2 separate regions of the Mus musculus genome follow, and region 1 is linked to region 2. Evidence: chromatin loops called from intact Hi-C (ENCODE). Cell type or tissue: heart. All regions are shown on one strand. Each heading gives the region's core, and the rest is flanking DNA. Links, peaks and the distances in the headings are about the cores only. Region 1 overlaps Col17a1 (collagen, type XVII, alpha 1). Region 2 holds the start of Gm19557 (predicted gene, 19557).

What was found. A loop is a pair of places that touch in the nucleus more often than their neighbours do. Peaks named below come from ENCODE experiments on the same cell type or tissue, not always from the same donor. Only the 100,000 strongest peaks of a DNase experiment are listed, where the experiment ranks them.
Region 1: a loop joins it to region 2, with 12 times the contacts of the local background. A loop is called at or near these places in 4 of 42 quality-filtered maps.

The regions. Positions count from the first base shown.
Region 1 is chr19:47,668,991-47,679,632 of GRCm38, forward strand. Col17a1 (collagen, type XVII, alpha 1) reads right to left here. Exons shown (of 54, transcript NM_001290825.1): 7 at 10,429-10,464; 8 at 9,421-9,468; 9 at 7,798-7,941; 10 at 6,446-6,604; 11 at 5,759-5,830; 12 at 4,344-4,415; 13 at 3,431-3,499; 14 at 2,378-2,539; 15 at 1,924-2,004; 16 at 1,409-1,453; 17 at 248-469. Among named protein-coding and RNA genes, the nearest start is that of Col17a1, 18 kb to the right of the region's middle. In heart, for the core only: a CTCF peak has its summit at 5,628 (motif pointing left); a DNase peak (open chromatin) is centred at 5,581; H3K27ac peaks cover 308 bases.
Region 2 is chr19:47,505,292-47,513,291 of GRCm38, forward strand. Stn1 (STN1, CST complex subunit) reads right to left here. Exons shown (of 10, transcript NM_175360.3): 8 at 5,044-5,166; 9 at 2,515-2,587. Gm19557 (predicted gene, 19557) reads left to right here and starts at 7,691. Exons shown (of 3, transcript NR_045322.1): 1 at 7,691-7,716; 2 at 7,972-8,000. In heart, for the core only: no CTCF peak of the experiment used is centred there; DNase peaks (open chromatin) are centred at 2,310, 3,630, 5,620, 6,900 and 3 weaker places; H3K27ac peaks cover 4,311 bases.

The DNA of each region.
Region 1 (10,642 bases), core at 999-8,998, 160 kb after region 2:
GGCAGTGTGGCCTTATTAAGGCCACCAGTGCAGGAGCCTGGGGTGGAGCCAGGACCTTAGACTTCCGGTGTTCTGCGTAGTGATCTCAATGCTTGAGCCAGGTGCCCCAGGTGCCTCCACGGGCTGTTTCCTATCTTATTGGGTTTACATGGCTCCAACCCTCAGGACCACAAGTGCGCACTCCCATCCCTAGGAAGGTCTGGGGGGGGGGGGGCGGGACTTTAGGCTTGGTGGCCTTGATACCTACCCAGAGCAATGAGGCCGAAGAGCAGACCCAGCAGCAGCAGCCAGGTGAGCAGCAGGCCCAGCAGCCACTTCCACCAGCTGCAGCAGGAGCCGCAGGGGCACCAGGCTGGTGCAGCCCCCCATGCTCCTCCACCGCCACTGGCGCCACCGCCACCACCGCCACCACCAGCACCTCCGCCTTTGCCTCTGCCACCACCGCCACCTCGGTCGTAGCCATGGTTTTCTGTGGAAGAAACAGGAAGGGTGAATTAAATCCAGGAGGCTCTTGCACATCTCCCTTTAAAATTAGTGTCATCATGTGGAGAGGAGGAGGAGGAGGAGGAGGAGGAGGAGGAGGAGGAGGAGGAGGGGGAGGAGGGGGAGGGGGAGGGGGAGGGGGAGGAGGAGGAGGGGGGAGGAGAGGGGGAGGAGGAGGAAGAGGAGGAGGATTTGAATTTACATGGGGACTTTTCATGAACACAGGGTTACGGCTGGAGAGTGAGTCTGAAATCCCCAGGCTTTGGCTGTGGGACCCTGACACTTTATAAAATGAGGTTCACAGATGACCTGCTTCATAAAAACGGTTATGTTATGAAATCATCGGAGGATGCAGCCCACAGCACAGGATTTAAAACATCTTCATTGTTAAGAGTGTCATGTGGATCTGTCACAACCCCTTCATCTGATTAAGTCTAAACCTACACTCCCTGGTCACTATGCCCCCGCCTTTGTGGTTCCCACAGCACCCTGGAGTTACATTTAGTACCATGAACTTAAAAACGAGTTTAAAAAGGTAAGGCTGGCAGTTCTCTTAGGGAGGCGGGAACTTCATGATCTGAACTTCTCTCTCAAGGCAAGGGAGGAGGCAAAGAAACTGCAGGGGACTGGAGCAGCGCAGGACAGCGCCATCTTGGGTCTATCCTGCTATGCCTTCCCTAGTGGAAGACTCAGCCTCAGGGATCATACAGGCTGACGGGTAGGAGTTGTGGAGCCCGTGAAACGTCATCTTTGTGACTCTGTGGTTACCCACTGCCTCAGCCTGCCCACTCCCATCTTCTATCCTTCTTCCTTTCAGGCCTTTAGGAGGCCAGATCTGAACAGCTCACGTATGACATCATCTGTCCCACTAACCATGGCCAGATCCTTTCATGGCAGCCCCTCCCCCACCACCATTCTTACTCACCTGCCGAGGTCATCTTGCTCTTTGTGGACACGGTATTTAGGTCTCCTAAAAGCACATACATAAGTTTGGAGCTGAACATGAGTAAAGGAAGATCACATAAGCACATGTATGTGTACCCTACACATATGAAACCCTATGTAATGAATCCCCACATGTGACCTCCTACCTGTACACCCACACATGCACCCCCTACACACATACACCCCACACAGTGCACCCCCACATGCCCCATGCATGCGTGCACACACGCGAACACACACGCGAACACACACGCACACACACACACACACACACACACACACAGAGAGGAACATGTAACACACAAACACATACACATACCCATTCCCACATTAAAACGGCAGCTTCCCACCCAGTAGGTCTGAGGTAGACTGGATTCTATGTTCCTAACACTCTTGGGTGCCACCAGTGGACCCCATGTTGAATGTTATCGCCCCAGAAGACAAATGAGATGCGGCTTTGTTGAAGTTCGGTGGGCAGGGTCAGATTTGCCTTACCATTCACATCTGCCTTCAGGCAGGTGTCAGCGGCATATGCAGCCTGCTTCTCCTTTTTCAGGGTGTCTTCTGAAAAGGAAGCTATGCACAGAGCCAGTGATCATCTGGTCTATTCTCTCCCCACTCACCCTGCCTGCTCATATCCCCACTCCCTGGGAAGACCAAGGTTAGCCTGGTTGGAAGTTAGTCCAATTTTCCTGAGTTAATCTCCCTCACGGGGGGGGGGGGTGTGGTTAGACTCCTGTTTGCCTGCAGACTCTCTGTGGGTGCTCCCACGTTTTCCTGGCTTCTCTGTACTCAAGGCAGGTCCAGGCAGATATTTTTCCATCGAAGTGGAATCCCCGTGATTTGATGACTAAATCGGTTCAAACCACACCTTATAGAAGTCTTGGGCCTCCTGTACTTATGAAGCCCTTCATCTGAAGCCCATGCTACCCGCTCCACCTGTGCTTACTTGAAGAGATGGTGGCAGGGGAGGCAGTGAAGACCTTCCCACTGTCCTTGGTCATGATCAAGAGTTCCATCTCTTTCTTAGCTGGTGTGTTGTCTTTCTCCAGAATCAGGAACTTGCAGTCTTTATGCAAGAGGTCGTCACTCTGGACACTGGTGGTGCAGGCTAGAGAGGACAGAAGTGGATGGGGGGGGGGGAGGAAAGGGGGTTCACCAGTGTGTATGGGGGTGCTCCTGGTCTCTTAGACAGTGATGCTATGAAGCATCTTGCCAGCTATGTCTGGCCATCGTGAGGTTAGGTCAGTGCTGATGACTGGTCTATGGGGCTGTCTCCCTACATGTAGACACAGGATCTTCCTTGATTTTGTAGAAGTCCCCTTCACCAGCCAGGCCCTTCTTAAACTAACCAGATAGACTTGTTACCATCCTGGGCAAACTTTTGCTAAAGCCCTGCTCACTTGTACACGGACCACATGTCTACCCCATCACTTGCTTGCTTAGGAATCATATTATTCTCTGGAATTGTCTGGTGGACTGTGTATTTCTCATCTGCTTGTCCCCCTGGCATTGTCTTGTTCTCCCCTCGAGTCTGGTCCATGTGCCACCGTGACACCTGGAAAACCAAACTGTCTGATACTAAACCATGGGTGCTCAGGATACTTTTATGTTGAATGAATGAATTTCTGATTAGGAGGAGACCCACCAGGATCTAAACACTGGGAGAAATAGCTCATCGCATGGGGTGAACTCAAGTTGATTCTATAGAAAGCAGTGAGGTGTTGACAGCTTCTCTGGGCTCCCTGCCTCTGATAGGTTACACGTAACAGGAGAAGGCCAGAAGCAGTTCCCATATGAGCGTGGTGGCTGGAGTGTAACAGACAGTAGGTGTGTGTGTGTGTGTGTGTGTGTGTGTGTGTGCTTCGTGCTCCTCTGAGTTGTGTTTGTGGGTCCCAGGCCACCCAAGGGTTCTCGCCTGTCTTCCAGGATACCACGTGTTATATCAAGTACTTCTTTCTGTGTGCCAACCTGGGCCCTAGAAGCTGGCACTAGTACTCACTGGCAGAGGTGGACACGCCGGTGCTGGTGACAGTGGGAGGCTGGGGCACGTTTTTCTTCGCTCCGTATGCTGCGAGAGAGAAAGCACCCTGAGCTGGCCAGCCTGGGAAAGTGGCTCAGCAGCCGTCTGATCAGCCCAGAGGAAGTAAATGAAATCAACTCTCCAGCAGTGTGGGGCTTAATTTCCTGTTTCTTTTCCTAGTTCTCAAGCCCACTTCCACCAGGAAGTCCTCTTAGATTTTACTCTTTACAAACTCACTTAACCCCTGTTGCTTTACAGGATTCTCTCTTTTGTTGTTGTTGTTGTTTGTTTGTTTGTTTTTGTTTTTTTAAGACAGGGTTTCTCTGTATAGCCCTGGCTGTCCTGGAACTCACTCTGTAGACCAGGCTGGCCTCGAACTCAGAAATCCGCCTGCCTCTGCCTCCCGAGTGCTAGGATTAAAGGCTTACAGGATTCTCTTGTTGCTTCTTACTGGGTTAAGTGTTTTTTCTTCCAACTAAGGAGCAGGCAAGTTGGATGCAGGAGCTAAACACCACCACCCTTCTGCTCTAACACCAGGTCTGCACAGAGCCAATGGCCCTAGTGGCCCACCGTAGAAACAACCACTAAGATCTATTTGGGTGGAAGTGGTCTGCAGAAAAGTGCGTTGTAAGCTCAGGAGACCACTGCCCTGACCAGCTGGGTAGAAGCCACAGGGTGGAGGTGCTGGGTTTACAAGCTCCCTGTGTATTTAACTCACATTGGAGATGGTGAGGGATAAAGGCTGGCCTCTCTAGGCTCGGAGAGAGGGCTGTTTAATTGATGGGAAAAGGCCGCTTGGTCCTTTTAACTGTTTGTACAAAGGTATGTTGTAGGTTGTAGGAGCTAAGGGCTGTCAATTCCCACTTCTGAGCTCCAGACTTGCGCTACCAACCTGTGGAAGCGGTGGTTGTGCCATGGGAGAGGACAGAAGAGCTGGGGGCCAGATTGTTCTGCATGCCAAACACTGTGAGAGAGATGGGGAGTAGGTAAAGATGCTCTCTGGATGCTGCGAGCCCCCCTGGAGACCCCCAGATCATTTTCATGAAAACTCTTTTTTGCCAGTGGCAGACTGTAAAAACTTTCCTGGTTTTCATTGCTCTTAGTAACGTGGTCGTCTCCCTCTCATAGTAAACATTATTAATGACTGTCCCAGAGAAAGAGCCATGTGTCTTCATAGCAGCGGTTCACATAGGGCCTGCCAAATATTAGCCTCCCTCAAAATCCTAAAATATCCCATCCCTGGAGCTCCCTATGGCTGGTTGGTACACAGAGTGGGAACTGAGTGCAGACGTACAGACGGAGAAGCACTAACATGGTGGGTCTCTACCTCTCCTTTCAACTCTTCTGACTCAAGCACACAAACCCCCCACCCCCACCCACTTTTGAGACAGCATATCTTCTTCATACCATACGCTTCGAGATAGTACCAATGAGCTGGCCAGCCTGAGAAGGTGGCTCAGGGGCCGTCTGATCAGTCCAGAGGAAACATGAAACCAGCTCTCTTCAGCAGGGTGGGGCTTAGTTTCCTGTTTCTTTTCCTAGTTCTCAAGCCTACTTCCACCAGGAAGTCCTCTTAGACCTTACTCTTTACAAACTCACTTAACCCCTGTTGCTTTACAGGATTCTCTTATTGTTTCCGGCAGGTTACGTATTTTCTACTCCAACTAAGGAGTAGCTAAGTTCAATGTAGGTGCTGAATGCCACCGAGTCCCTTCCCCTGTCCTAACCCCAGGTCTGCACAGGGTCAATGGCCCAGGTGGCTCACTGTAAAAACAACCACTGAGTTTTATTTAAAGAGGTTTATTTGAAGACTCCCTCTTGAGACAGCAGAGCTCTATACAGCCCTGGAACTCACTGTGCACATCAGTGCAGTCTTGAACTCAAGTATTTACCTGCCTCTCCTCTGGGGTTCTGGGATTAAAAGCGGGCATCACCACACCCTGCTAAATCCTTGCCCCAGTTGCGACTCCCTGGCTTGTGGTTGTCCACTTAACTGCTTGACATAGCCCAGGAATTCTCAGTGGGAATCACTGGGATTCTCAGTGAGGGACTGTCTGAGTCGGCCTGTGGACATGGCTGAGGGGATTGTCTCCATTGTCCTAACTGGTGTGGCTCTCAGAGCCTCTACATGAAGGCTCCAGTTCTTGGTGATCCAGTGCTCTCTACTGCCCCCCGCAGGCACTTCACGGTAACGGAGAGCAAATATACATGCAGGCAAAACATTCGTCCACATGAAATAAACACGAATATATTCTTTTCAACATAGCATAAGGGGACAACCAAGGTGACAAGGTGGCAGGCTCTGACCTGAGGAGCAGCTGCTGAGTCCGGGGTGCAGGGTGGGAGAGCAGGACGCCATGTTATTTGGCACTCCAAAGACTACAGTGGGAAAGAGAAAGCAGGCAACGGTAAGGCTCAGGGCAAGGCACAAGCTCAGACTCTGTGGGAGTCTCAGAAGAAATGCTGGGATCTGGCTCTTCTGTCCTGTTGCACTTTTGTTGTTAGAAGAAAAAAAAACCTTAATATTCAGTTCTCTCCCTTAGATGCAGAGAACCAGACATGAGCCTGTGGTACCTTAGGTCCTAGCCAAAGATGATTTTGGAAGTCCAGACCTGGAGTAGACAAGTGGATCCAGTTAATGGCTCTCTTGTTAGCGGCTGCATTTTACAGAGTGTGTGTTGGGGGGGGGTGTCTCAGAAAATTGAGTTGTTCAAGATTCCCACAATCAGTTCACACTCATTGATACATGTTTTTTTCTGATCCTTTTCCGATTATATTTCTCCTGATACCCCATCCGGGACGTTCATTGTATAAAAAGTACCTGCTAGAACCTAGTTGATTAAGTTGAAATGAATGGGCTTTGGCCATTAGGCCAGGAAAAACCCCTCCCAGGAGGCCCTGGGGATGGCACAGAACAAGGGATATCTTCAATGACAGAGAGGAGCTGTGGCTGTCCCTACCGAGGAGTGACACGCCGTGTGCAGTCACACCTACCTGATCCCGTTGAGTAGGCATTGGTGTTGAGGAGGGATGTGCTCTGGGCTGTTATGTTGTTCTGATAGGTCCCCAGGGAGGACCCTGCAGGCAAGGTGGAGGACCACATGTGGGGCGGAAAGTTGGTGTCCAGTATTGCTGAATCATAGGTTCCGGACACTAGGAACAGAAGCACAAACATTTGTCACCGGGGGAGATTTGAACTCTTTCCTGCTGGGCCTTCCCAGCACTTTAGCACTGAAGGTCCCATACCTCAGTTCAGGACAGCCCGAGGCACCGAGCCATTCTACTTTTGACTGAAGTCAAGATTTGATCTCTTAGATTACAAAATTCTTGCCAGTCCTTGGTAAAATTTGATATTAATTTGAGTTAGAATCTACTCATTATGTCTTGTAAGATTTCTTTTCCTACATCTTGGTGACCTGCCTCCTCCAATGGGGACAGCTCCCTTACTGCCATTTTCAAAGATGTCATGGGGTTGTTCACTCAGGAGCTACTTTTAGTCATCCTTAGTAAATGTGGGGTATGTACCAAACAAAGGAGTGTTCAGGTATAATAACTCCTTGATCATAGTAACCTTCTTGCTTAGATACTCATTAAAGCATCTCTGTGCATCAACCAGACCTAAAGGCACTCTGTCCCTGACAGGGCTTTTCATAGATCTTCAAATATGCCATTTCTGCCTATTACGTGGGAGAGGGAGCTGGGTACACTGTTGCTAATATTGCTTGGAGACTTGGTTTTATAGGGAAGTCATACAAGGGAGGTCATGGTATCAAGACTTTGCCAGGAACAGAAGGACATCATCATGGACAGAAGATGGCAAGTCTTTCCTCATCTCTGTCCATGGCTCTGCTAACTTCTCTTTCTGTCATCTGATGGAAGACACATGCTCCATAAGGGTGCTGAGAACTCCTAACCCGGGTGACCCTAGCCTCTTAGACTCTTGTCCAACTTCCCAGCGACCCTCCTCTCCTCCATGATATCGACTGTGCCTCTTTTGTTCCGAGCCTTCTCTCAAGGCTTGACACACAGTAGGCACAGGATAAATACTTCACTCCTGATGATGAAAACACTATGAATGTTCTCTCAGTCTTCTTTTGGGAGACCTGACCAACACATCTACACTCTCAGAACCTGCTTGGGGTGGGGATCTTAAGGATTTAGAGTTGGGTACCACATCCTCAGAAGATAGCCAACCAGGTGGATGAGAAAGCCCCACCCAGACCTTCACAGTGTGAAAGAGCAGGCGCTCTGTACTTTTACAATTCTGGCAGAGCTGAAAGGTCTTGAGGGCACACCTGCCACATTGTCCCCATGACCCCATGGCCGACTGGAGCCGCCAAGCTTACCTGAGTGGGAGCTCGCTGTCACTGTTTTGGTCTCTACGGTGCCTTTCTTGGGGATGGGGAGTGTGTTGGAGGTGTTCCTGGTGGGACTTGCACTTGCAGAGCGGCTCCCCTTAAGCAAACGCTTCACCTCATCCAGTTCTGTCCCTGCAGAGAACCCCAGACTTTCCCATCAGGCCTCGGGAGGGACCCTTTCCTAAGTCCAAAGATCAGACTGGATATTGATGGCCCTCTTATATCAGAGAGGCTACCATCTGCCTCATATAGGGGAACCCGCTCCATTAGCTTTGTAAGCTTAAATTTTGCCAATTTATAACTGTTATAAACCTGACAGTTTGTAACCTTAGCAGAGTCATGAATACATGACCTCCGAGTCCTTGGAAGATATTTCCTGATTCGACCTCATTAGGCACCGCAGAGGTGACTGCCTGCCTGGAAGACACTGCTGTCCGGGTTTGGGCTGTTAGAGAGCTAGGCTCTTTAAGACACTAGCTTAACAGTTGTTTTTTTTTTTTTTTTTCCTGAACGTGGTGCCTTGGATGCCCTGGTATGTGCCTGCCAGTGTCAAAGGGACTTGAGGTTTACAACTCCTAGACATCTCACTGCCTCTGCATTCATATCTGCTTTAGTTTCAGACCCATCTGGATGGTTCTAGTGTAACAAGGTGAGCGAGGAGAACCAGGTCCTTGTGTCCCTTCGGGGTGACCCACAGGAAGGAATGGGGGGGTATCAGGCAAGGACAGTGAGCAGGGAAGAAGCAAATGGACAGACAGACAGCAGGTGCTGGGAACTGCCCTGCCCCTCTCCCCAAAAAGCTGCATCCATTGGGATCCACATCTCTAAGCCTGGAAGGACTCTGGTGAGAAAGGGTTAGACACGGGGTCAGATCCTATGACCAGGTGTCAAGCTCTGGGGCCAGCCTCGCTCGGGGTCACATACCAGCTCTTCCTTCTTTTATGCCTTGCCCCTGAATCCCACCCAAAAAGTTGGGATCATCTCAAAATGGAGCCTCTAACAAGGGCAAGAGGGATCCAGTGTGCTGAGACTGCTGCTGGATCTCTGACCTTTGAGATGAAGTTAAAAACCCCATTTTCAACTCCCAACGCTTCTCTCACCTGAACCCTCCCTTTGGGACTCCATGGAGAACTGCCTTTGGGAGGTCTTTAGCTACCAATATCTTCCGGCCCTAACCCTGACCTACTGTTCAGTTTCTCCTTAGCCAACCCCTAGCGTAGAAGGCTTCTCTGGCCCTGTCTCCATCTCCCTTTGCTGTGCTCCCTCATACTAAGCTATGGGTGTTGGTTGTTTTTCCATTTCCCCATTAGACCCTGAATTACTAGCCAGGGACCATGGCTTACTCAGCAACCTGGCTCCAGACCTTAGACCAGGGGCCCACATCCAGGAAGTCGTCAAGGATGTTTGATGACTGAGCATAAATGGGCACTTGTGCGCGCACACACATGCACACTTGCACGTGTGCATGTATGCATGGTGGTGGTAGGGGTGGTGGGGTGGGGAGAGTGAGCGCACACAATAGTCCCTAATCCCTCAGCACTGTGCTGCGCCTGCATCTGATTTACTCTGTTTCCCAGACACTCTCATGGTGGTAGGACCGTGACCACTTACATCTGGTGGATGGCGACGCGCTCTGCAACCGAACTCGAATTTCGCTCTCTGTATGAGGGGAGAGAAGAGACAGGGATGTTGTGGATGAGGGAGTCTGTCTGCATCACTGCCCTGGACCCTAAGGTCTGAGCACAGGATGGTTCACTGGGCTACTTTGTGATCTCTCAGTTCTTCACCAGGAGACCTGGGTGTCACTACAAAGGGGATGTCCCTTCCCCACTCCACTTGCCAACTGCGCACCCCTAGGCACCTGAGACTTAACGAGAGCCTAGGCTGAGCAAGGAGACCCCGAGACACTTTATCACCACCCTCTTCACAGTTGTCAGCATCCAGCATCTTTCTGCCTCCCAGCTCACTTAAGGTACAGGCAAAAGAATCTAAACTCTCCAACATCCAGTTAGTCATCAGAAGAGGAAGCCCATAAGCAGCCAGCTTTACAGGATTAGCTTCGGCGAGAGTGGGCGTCTTTTAACAATCATTCTAAAGCCGTGGGTGGCTGGGGTAGGCCGAACTTAAGCTCCCGATGAGAGTGAGACACTGTGAGAGCAGAACCTGGACACGGCGAACACGCAGAGCCCGCAAAGGACTCTGCCGTCAGCACAGCCTGACAAAGGCTCCTGTGGTCACTCCAGGCTCTGCTGGGGTGGCTTCTCCTAGAGACTTTTTCTCTCTTCTATCATCTCTAGATGATGACTTTACAAAATTATCCCTTGCAGTCATTTGAAAAAGAGGGGCTTTTGCTTATCTTGCTGTATAACGGCGATCAACGCACATCTGGGAGGGTAGCTATGAAGACAGATGTGACATCTGTATCACTGTCACTGGAATCCATTAGGCCGTTACCAGATACCCCCTTCCCCTGCTCTTGGAGTTGGCCAAGGCTCTGTCAGTTCTCAAGGTTCCTCAGGGAGGATGTTACTTTTTCTCCTACGCGTGGCTTCCTGGCTCCGGGCTGGCACGTACTAGCTGCTCAGAGTGAGTTGGACTGAATTCAATGGTGGTACTCACCTCGTGTTTGGCTTCGTCCTCTGGTTGAAGAAGAGGCTGAGAAAGAGAGAAATATGGTCTTAGGCGTATGTCTGGCATGCTGAATATTTTTGACACTTGGAGATATTTTCAAAGTGTCTAAATCTAGATAGGGGTGGGTGTGGGTGTAGGGGGGTTTCTGTATAGCAGATGCTGAAGAAATGTTTCCCAGATGTTGAAGGGTAAATAATGATTT
Region 2 (8,000 bases), core at 1-8,000:
ACCAACCAGTGTATATAAAACCTGTCACTTTTTTTTAAGTCTCTTTTAAATATTTTATTGGGGTGCATGTGTGCACGTGCCACGGCACGGATATGAATTAGGGAGCTGCTTCTTGCCGTCCATCTTGCTGCTTTCTGCTGCTGCACTGTGTGTTCCACGCTAGCTGGCCTGGCCCATGAGCTTCGTACCTGCCTCCCAGTTTGCTAGAGGGGTGCTAGGAACACAGGTGTGTGCCACTGAACCCAACTTTTCTGTGTGTTCCAAGGACCTGAACTCTGATAATCAGGCTTTCAGAGCAAGCACTGCCACCCACGGAGCCACTCCTTCCGAGGATGGAGTGTGGACCCCTTTCGTTTACTTTACGGGTGCCAGGCTATAAAGCGCTGCAGTCCCAATGTGCATCAATCTAAGAATGCGGCGGCTGAGGGGCCTGGGATTCAGTGTGGAGGAATGGCATTTTGGGACCATCCGTTCTGGCTGAGGCTCTCACAAAGCAGCAGACAGAGAGGCTGCCTATTGGTTTTGCTTTGTTGCGACAGTCTGTGGGCTGGAGAGGCACCTTGTTTTGGAAGCCTAAGGACCTGAGATTTCAAATCTCTGATACCCATGTAAAATCAGCCAGGCACGGCTGCAGGAGCGCCTGTAACCCCTGCACTGTGTGAATGTGGGGAGGGAGGGGTAGGCACAGGAGAACAGCTGGAGCACCTTGGCTGCCAGCCTTCCTCCATGCTCAGTGACAAGTCTGTCTTAAAAGAATAGGACAGGGGAAGAACTGAAGGAGCTGAAGGGGGTGGCAACCCCACAAGAAGAACAACAGTGTCAACTAACTGTATCTGGGACCCCTGGGGATTCCCAGAGACTAAACCACCAACCAGTGAGCATATATGAGCATACATGGCCTGGTCCATGGCCCCTGGCCTCAATGGGAGAGGATGTGTACAGGTAGAGACTGGGTGCCCCAGGGAAGGAGGGTTGCGGGGGGGAAAGGTAAGGTAGGGGGAGTGAGAGGGTGAGATGGGGAGCACTCGCTCAGAGGCAGGGGTGGGGTGGGGGGTGGGGGTGAAGAACTCTTGGAGGAGGGACCAGGAATGAGGGTAAGATTTGGAATATAAATAAATAAAGCAGTTTTTAGAAAGAGAGAGAGACAGAGACAGAGAGAGAAGGGCAGAAAGGGATAGAGGACATCTAAAGTCTTCCTTTCATTTCCATGCACATACACCAGGTACATATAACACACACACACATACACACACATACACACACACACATACCACACACACATACACACACACACACATACATACATACACATACACATACACACAGGAAGGGGGAGGGAAAAAGAAAGGTGAAATAGAGGGGTATGGGCAGGGGGAGAAAGAAAGCACATCTCATTGTGTTAACCCTGGCTGACCTCCTGCCTCGGCCTTCCCAGGGCTGGGGTTACAGGTCCATGCGACCATGCCTGCCTGTGCTGCTCCATCCCTGCTACGAATGAGCCAAACAGCATCCATTACTACCGTAACAGGACTGCTTTGGGGCTCGCTCTTTCCTTCCCTTTCCCTCCCTCCCTTCCTTCCTCCGTTCCTTCCTTCCTTCCTTCCTTCCTTCCTTCCTTTCTTTCTTTCTTGTCTGATTGTGGCACCCTATTGGTTCTGATCTCACTGGGTCCTAAACCACAGGGTAGATGACCTGGCCTCCCTCTACCTGTCTGTAGACCCAGCCTTTCCTTCTGGGTCTGAAAGGAGTGAAAGACTTCTCCAGAGAGAATAAAAATAGGAAGGGGACCCAGGGCTAACAACCCTTTCTGCTCCTAGGATCATGGTGACATAAGTATTTGTCATTGGCATATGTTTGCAAAAGCCAGGCTCTGGACGGTCACCTTGAAGACTCACAAGTTCATACAGACTCATGATAAGACGGATGCTTTCTTTGTAATTAGGGTGAATTGATATGCGAGTTATCAGACTAGATGTAGTTTGAGTGTCCAGCCACTAGGGGCCGACCTAACTCCACAAACCGGCACTATTTTTCTAAGCCATTTCATTTATAACTCAAGGGTTTCTTGAGATGACTGGATTTCGTTATTCATGAACTGTAATGTCTAAGAGCCGTCCTGCCTGAAACTGAAAAGCCTTGATGTTTGAGAAGAGAGTGAATGTTGACATTACATTCAGAGGCAGTGGTAAACATGGGCGACAAACCAGGGACCAGAAGCAGCGAGCGCATCTCAGAGCCGAGCGTGGTGGTTCACTTCAGTGTGCCCGAATCTCAGGGAGAGCTTGGTGGTTGGCCTCCAGCTTATCCCTACAGGACCGGACACCCCAGGGCTGTTTAAAGGAGCCCCACATGCTGACTCCTCTGCCCAGGCAACACGACATAGAGGAGAGGACAATGAGTCTCGGAGGACAGAAGCCCTGGCTGTCTCCCTCCTGAGTCAGGACAGAGCATCCTGATTCTGTCTAGGAGGGAAGGAACCCTGGGCGCACCGGCTCACCATCACAAAACACTTACGGTTTGGTTTCTGACAGTCTTCCTTAATGATGTGGTAGATCTTCTGCTGCAGGTCTTTGTCTTTGGTGGTTACCTAAAAGGAGAATCCAGAGAGGAAACGTGGTTTGAGAACACAGCAGTGTGTCACTCAGAACTCAAGACCAGCCTTCGAGGCGGTTCTACAAATCCCATAGCAACGACAAGCCTCCCCCATACGCCCTCCCTCAGTGATTCTGATGCGTGGTGGCCGCTGCAGCTCCGCTCTGCCCCTAAGGACACAGCTCTCTCAGGAGCTGGTTTGTTGGGGCCAGAAGGGAAAGCATAACTGGAACCCTGTGCCTTGAAGGGGCAACTGCCCTTTTCTACACTGTGGCCACTCAGACAGACACTCCTCTTCCTTGCCCAGTGTTTTTGAAGGAGCTCCCGCAGGTTCAAAGTTTCCTCCCTGTCCCAGCCTTCTTCCTCTCGGTCCCCTTCTTGTCTTATATTTCTTTAGTTCCTCTTCTTCTAAGCACAAGGAAGAATTAAAGAAGAAATGGGCATGGGGAAGCCAGCAAGCTAGAGAATCCAGCTTATCTACAGAAACGCTCTCTGCTCTTGTAGGCACACCCACAACCATGTTTCTCAACTAGCAGCAGGCTTCACCCTCAGCTACAGGCAGTAAATTTAATAACACTAGAGAAGAGAGAGGGGAGAAGAGGGAAGGGAAGAGGGAAGAGAGGCAGAGAGGGGGGGAGGGAGAGGAAGCAAAAGAAAAAGAAGGTGAGGGAGGGAGGGAGGAAGAGAAGAAAGGGGAAGAGGGAAGGAAGGAAGGAGTGTGTAAAAGGAGAGAAGAAAGAGGAAGGAGGAAGAGCCAAGTCTAAGCATGGGAACACAGCTGAAGAACTGGGTACAGGAAACAGCCATGGCCGCCCGTGAGACCTGATGACTTCGGACTCACAAGATTAGTGTGAAGGTCAACCATGGGTGCAAACAGAGCTCTGGGCTCTGCTGTAACTATGTCCCCAGCAGGGCTTCAGGAGAAAGGAAAGCCACAAATCAGGGATGAGTGGAAGGGAGGGGTCAGCCACAGAAGGGGCCGTGGGATCTATTCCTGTTTGACTACCCCTTCCAGCTCAGGGTGATTCATTCACAAGAGGAAGTGCCCAACCCTGCCACACCTCGCCCTGGGCAGCTGCAGTTGCCCTGGCTGCTTCCCAGGGAGGGTTGCTCTCTACAGACAGACCCTCACAGAAGCCAACCCAGAACAGAAGGAGGCACAAATCTCTAAGAGGGCTCCAGCTGAACTTAGTGTGACAATGGCCGCCATGTCCTGCTTGGCCCCTCCCATCCCGGGATGAGTGGACAGCACTGTGTTATACTGGCTTACCTCTCAACACTGTGGAAAACCCCTCCTACTTAAATAAATAAAACCTGGGCCTCTCCACAGAGGAAATGACCTGCTAAGTAGACCTCTAGCGAGTCTGCAAGCAGGCAGGCCCAGCAGCCTGTCTCCAGAGCTCTCATCTTATTCTGAAGCCACTTCTCCGCTCTGGACACGAGTGGTCCTCTCTCAGCTTACTGCCTCCAACATCAAAGGCATGCAGCAAGAGGCAGACTTCTACCTTGAAAAGATGGAGGCAAGCAAGCAGCCGTCCCGTTCCTCAGAAGGGAGGCTGGCAAGCAAGGCCTTCAGGGAGGCAGACTGGAGTTACCTGAAAGCTTTAACTAAAGTGTCCTTTGCTCCGGGCGCTCTCCTGCGTGAGCCGTCCTTGGAAATACCAACACAGATTCACACAGAGAGCCACACAGATCGAGTCAGGAAACACTATTTGTGACAGCAAAAGTCGTACAACCGTAGTGTCCGTCCGTCCGTCACAAAGGAATGGCTAGAAAGTTCTGGTAAATACTCCTGGTCAGAAAGAGTGAGGCAGACTCGCAGGTGCCGGGACACACGGGCACAGGGACAGACGGTGGCACTGCAGGCTGTGCGGAGCACTCTTCACAGCAGTGGGACATCTGGTGATGCCCGAAGGCATTTCTGATTGTCACAACATACTAGGTGCTAGTGGCATTTAGTGTGAGAGGCCAGGGATGCTGGTGGAAGACACAGGACAGTCTCCAGTGCATCAGCATCTGCACCAGGAGCTCTGAGGATGAGGCCTTCTCAATTAGAAGATAGCTCACTCACTCTTACTCCCTTCCCTTCCGTTCCCCCTTCCCCTACCCTTCCTTCCTTTCTTAAAAAAGCCATAGGGACGTGCTTGTATATCTGTCAATGTACAGATAAATATTTAGACGGCCATTGGGCTTCAAGTGGCAGCATGGATCCGGAGTAGTGGCACACACCTACAATCCCAGCCGTGGAGAGGTGGAGCCAGGAGATTAGGAGTTCAAGGTCAGCCTGGGTTTACAGAGTCAGACTGTTTCACTGGAGGAAACAGTTACATTGTGAAAGGGTAAGAGGTCGCTTTCACCCCGACTCACTGTCTTAGAAACTGGTACTATTCCTAAGCCTAACTGTACTTGTAACGGAAGCCATGAGGGGAAACTAGGCTGCAGGTCTCTTACGTAGTACAGCTTATCAGAGCCACTGTCTCTCTGGAACACGAGTCCTTTTTCCTGAAGCAGCTGGAGAGCATTCTTAAACACTCTCTGCGCTACGCCAGAAGTGCCACTGTCCTTTAACTCCACCTGCACAGGGAAGAAAAAGAAATGTCTCATCTTCCATTACCTGCGACTAACTCCCAAGCCCAACTGGTTTATTATGAATTCACCCAACAGGCTTTTCCTGTGCTGAGTCAGCGTGCTCTAGGCATGCGTCAGCTGAGCAGGCCGGCATTTAGGCAGGGTCAGAAGTCTGCTCTGGAGGGTCACACTTGGTAACTGTGCTGAACTTGGGTTCTGCTCTGACTGATCACGGCTTTGCCCCCAGGCTGCTGGGCGATCTTTCCCATGAGCATCAGCTCCCTCCTCTGAGAGGCCGGGTCAGCAGGGAAAGCACTCGCAGCCATAGGGAGCCAACTGCAGCTCAGCTCCCAGGAACTGCAAACAATACAGGACGCATCCTCTCCAGAGACTGCCTCGCGGCCTCAGGATGTGCTGCCTAGCCTGTTTCAAAGGCCACAGTCCTGAGAGCAAGGACACCAGGGGTCCCTTCTGACAAGCCAGCCGCTTCCGGGACTGAGATCTGTGTTTTGCTCGTCACTTTCAAAAGAACAATGACAGACACGCACGGTTCAGGAAACCAAAATTGCTCACAGACTGAAGCAGCGACTTGGTGCTCAGGCCAGGAACTGGGTGGCTTCCTGAAATATATATAATCTGCCCGCCCAAACATAGTCAGCATTCATCTAGCTGTCAGAGAAACAATGGTCCTGTAAGATCTGCTTATCATGTTTCTGGATTTGCTAAGAAAGGCGACGGTTAGAAAAAAAATCAGAAGGGAGAGACGGGGAAGTGAGCAGCCATGAGTGACAACAGGGCGCCCAGGGCTCTCGGGTTTCTGCATCGCCCGAGCATCTGCAGTCTCCCAGGGCGCTATTAATTGAGGGACACTGACATCCCAAGCAGGGCAATTTGACCAACTGATTCATAATTGATGGAAGAAATCGTTTTCAAAGAGAAACAAATACAGCGACAGATCAGTTTCTTTTTAAATATACAGCACTACACAGAAACAGTCTTCTGCTCTAAGCTTCTTCAAAAGGATACCACGTCAAAACTCCGCCACAGAACATCCTGCCTGGGGGAGTCCTGACGTCTTTCCAGTCAATTGTAGCCATCATGGCTTCACATGAAGGTGGGCCTCGCTACTTACTAATGCTTCTTTAGAACTGGGCATGGTAGCAGACACATAAAGTTCTGCACATAAGAGGCTCAAGCAGAAGGACTGTGAATTTGAGGCTAGCCTGGGTTATGTAGCAAGTTCCAGGTCAGCCTGGACTACAGAGTGAGACCATGCCTCAATAGAAAGAGGAGATGCATGGCTGGAAAGGTGCTTGCCCCCACGTCAAGGCACCTGCTGCCAACTCTTAAGGATCTGAGTTTGATCCTTGGGCCCCAAACACACGCATGCGCGTGCACGCACGCGCGCGCACACAAACCCTGATCTAAAATGTTTTAAAAGGAAAAGAAAAAGGGGAGAGAAGACTAGGAAAGATTTTACTGAAAATAAACTGAGAGGCATCAGAAGCCCTAGGAAGGTCAGTTTAACTCTGAGCTTATTCTAAATGATGAAATGGAAAGGAGGCCAATGGGAAGTGGGCAGTCAGATGGGAGGCTGTCTACAGGCCAACGGGAAGTGAGCAGCTGGAGGCTGAGGCTGTCTACAGGCCACTGGGAAGTGGGCAGCCGGAGACCAAGGCTGTTTAGAAGCAACCTTGGCAAAGAACAAAGTTCCCAGCCACGACCTTCTCCACCCGAGTGTTTTTCTGAAACTCTATCCCTCATCTCCCTTTATGAAATCCTGGGTCACTGCGCACAGAGCCTGTTGCCAGGAAGAGGTAATTAGGTGTGTGAACAAATCTAGGAAGCAAGGTCATGAGGGGCTGGGATGGTGAGAAGGTGCCTGTCCCACCAGCAGCATCCGGAATAAGTTAGGACACTCAGAGCAGCCTGGCTGCTGACGGGAGAAGACTGGAGAGGCGTCAGGACAGTTGCAGAATGGAGCCTGGTTATGGGTGTGAACTCATCCTTGGTACGGGGAAGGAAAGCTCTTAGATGGTGGCAAATCTCTACGTACACAAAGAACAGAAAGATGCACTGCTCACTGAAAACCGAGGTCTCCTAAAGCCGGCAGTGCACTCCCATGTGGGGAACAAGAAGGGAGGCGCCCACCGCTGTCAACATAAGCACAGCATTTGGCCAAGGTCATGCTCCGGACCGGCGGTGGGATCAGGAGCAGGGTGGGAGAGGATGGGAGGGAAACACGCCTGCCATTCTCAGGACCATCTGAATTAAAAAAAAAAAAAAAAAAAAAAAAACCCAAAACCCCAAAATCAATCTTCATTCCTGCAGTACCCAGTCCTGAGGTCCTGTGTAGAGAGCACAGAACATGCAGACAGGGCCTCTGCTAGGACAGCCCTTCAATTCTGCTACAAGAGGTGGGAAAAAAAACCCAAAAACCAAAAAACCACTATGTGCCAGTGACGTCAGCAGGCTGGGACGTAATGGGCGGGGTGAGGACTGCAAGGGACAAGTGGCAGTGACATCACAGATACAGATGGAACTCAGGCCGGGAAGGTAAGTACTAGTGACACAGACAGGGATGCCCCGGGGGTCACAACAGTGAGGGGTGAGATACAGATCTGTGGAGAGATACTGAGGGCAAGTAGCAGTCAGAGGGGATGAGGCATCAGAAGATGACGGTAAGCCGAGACTGTTCACTTAAAAGTAAATACACAGTCACACGCGACAGCAGCGGACCCAAGAGCAGTAATACAAGCGACAGGCTAAACCGGAAATGTCTTAGTAAATCTTAACTTTGTACTAACATAGAAACAGCAAACACCAAAGCAGTGTGCCAG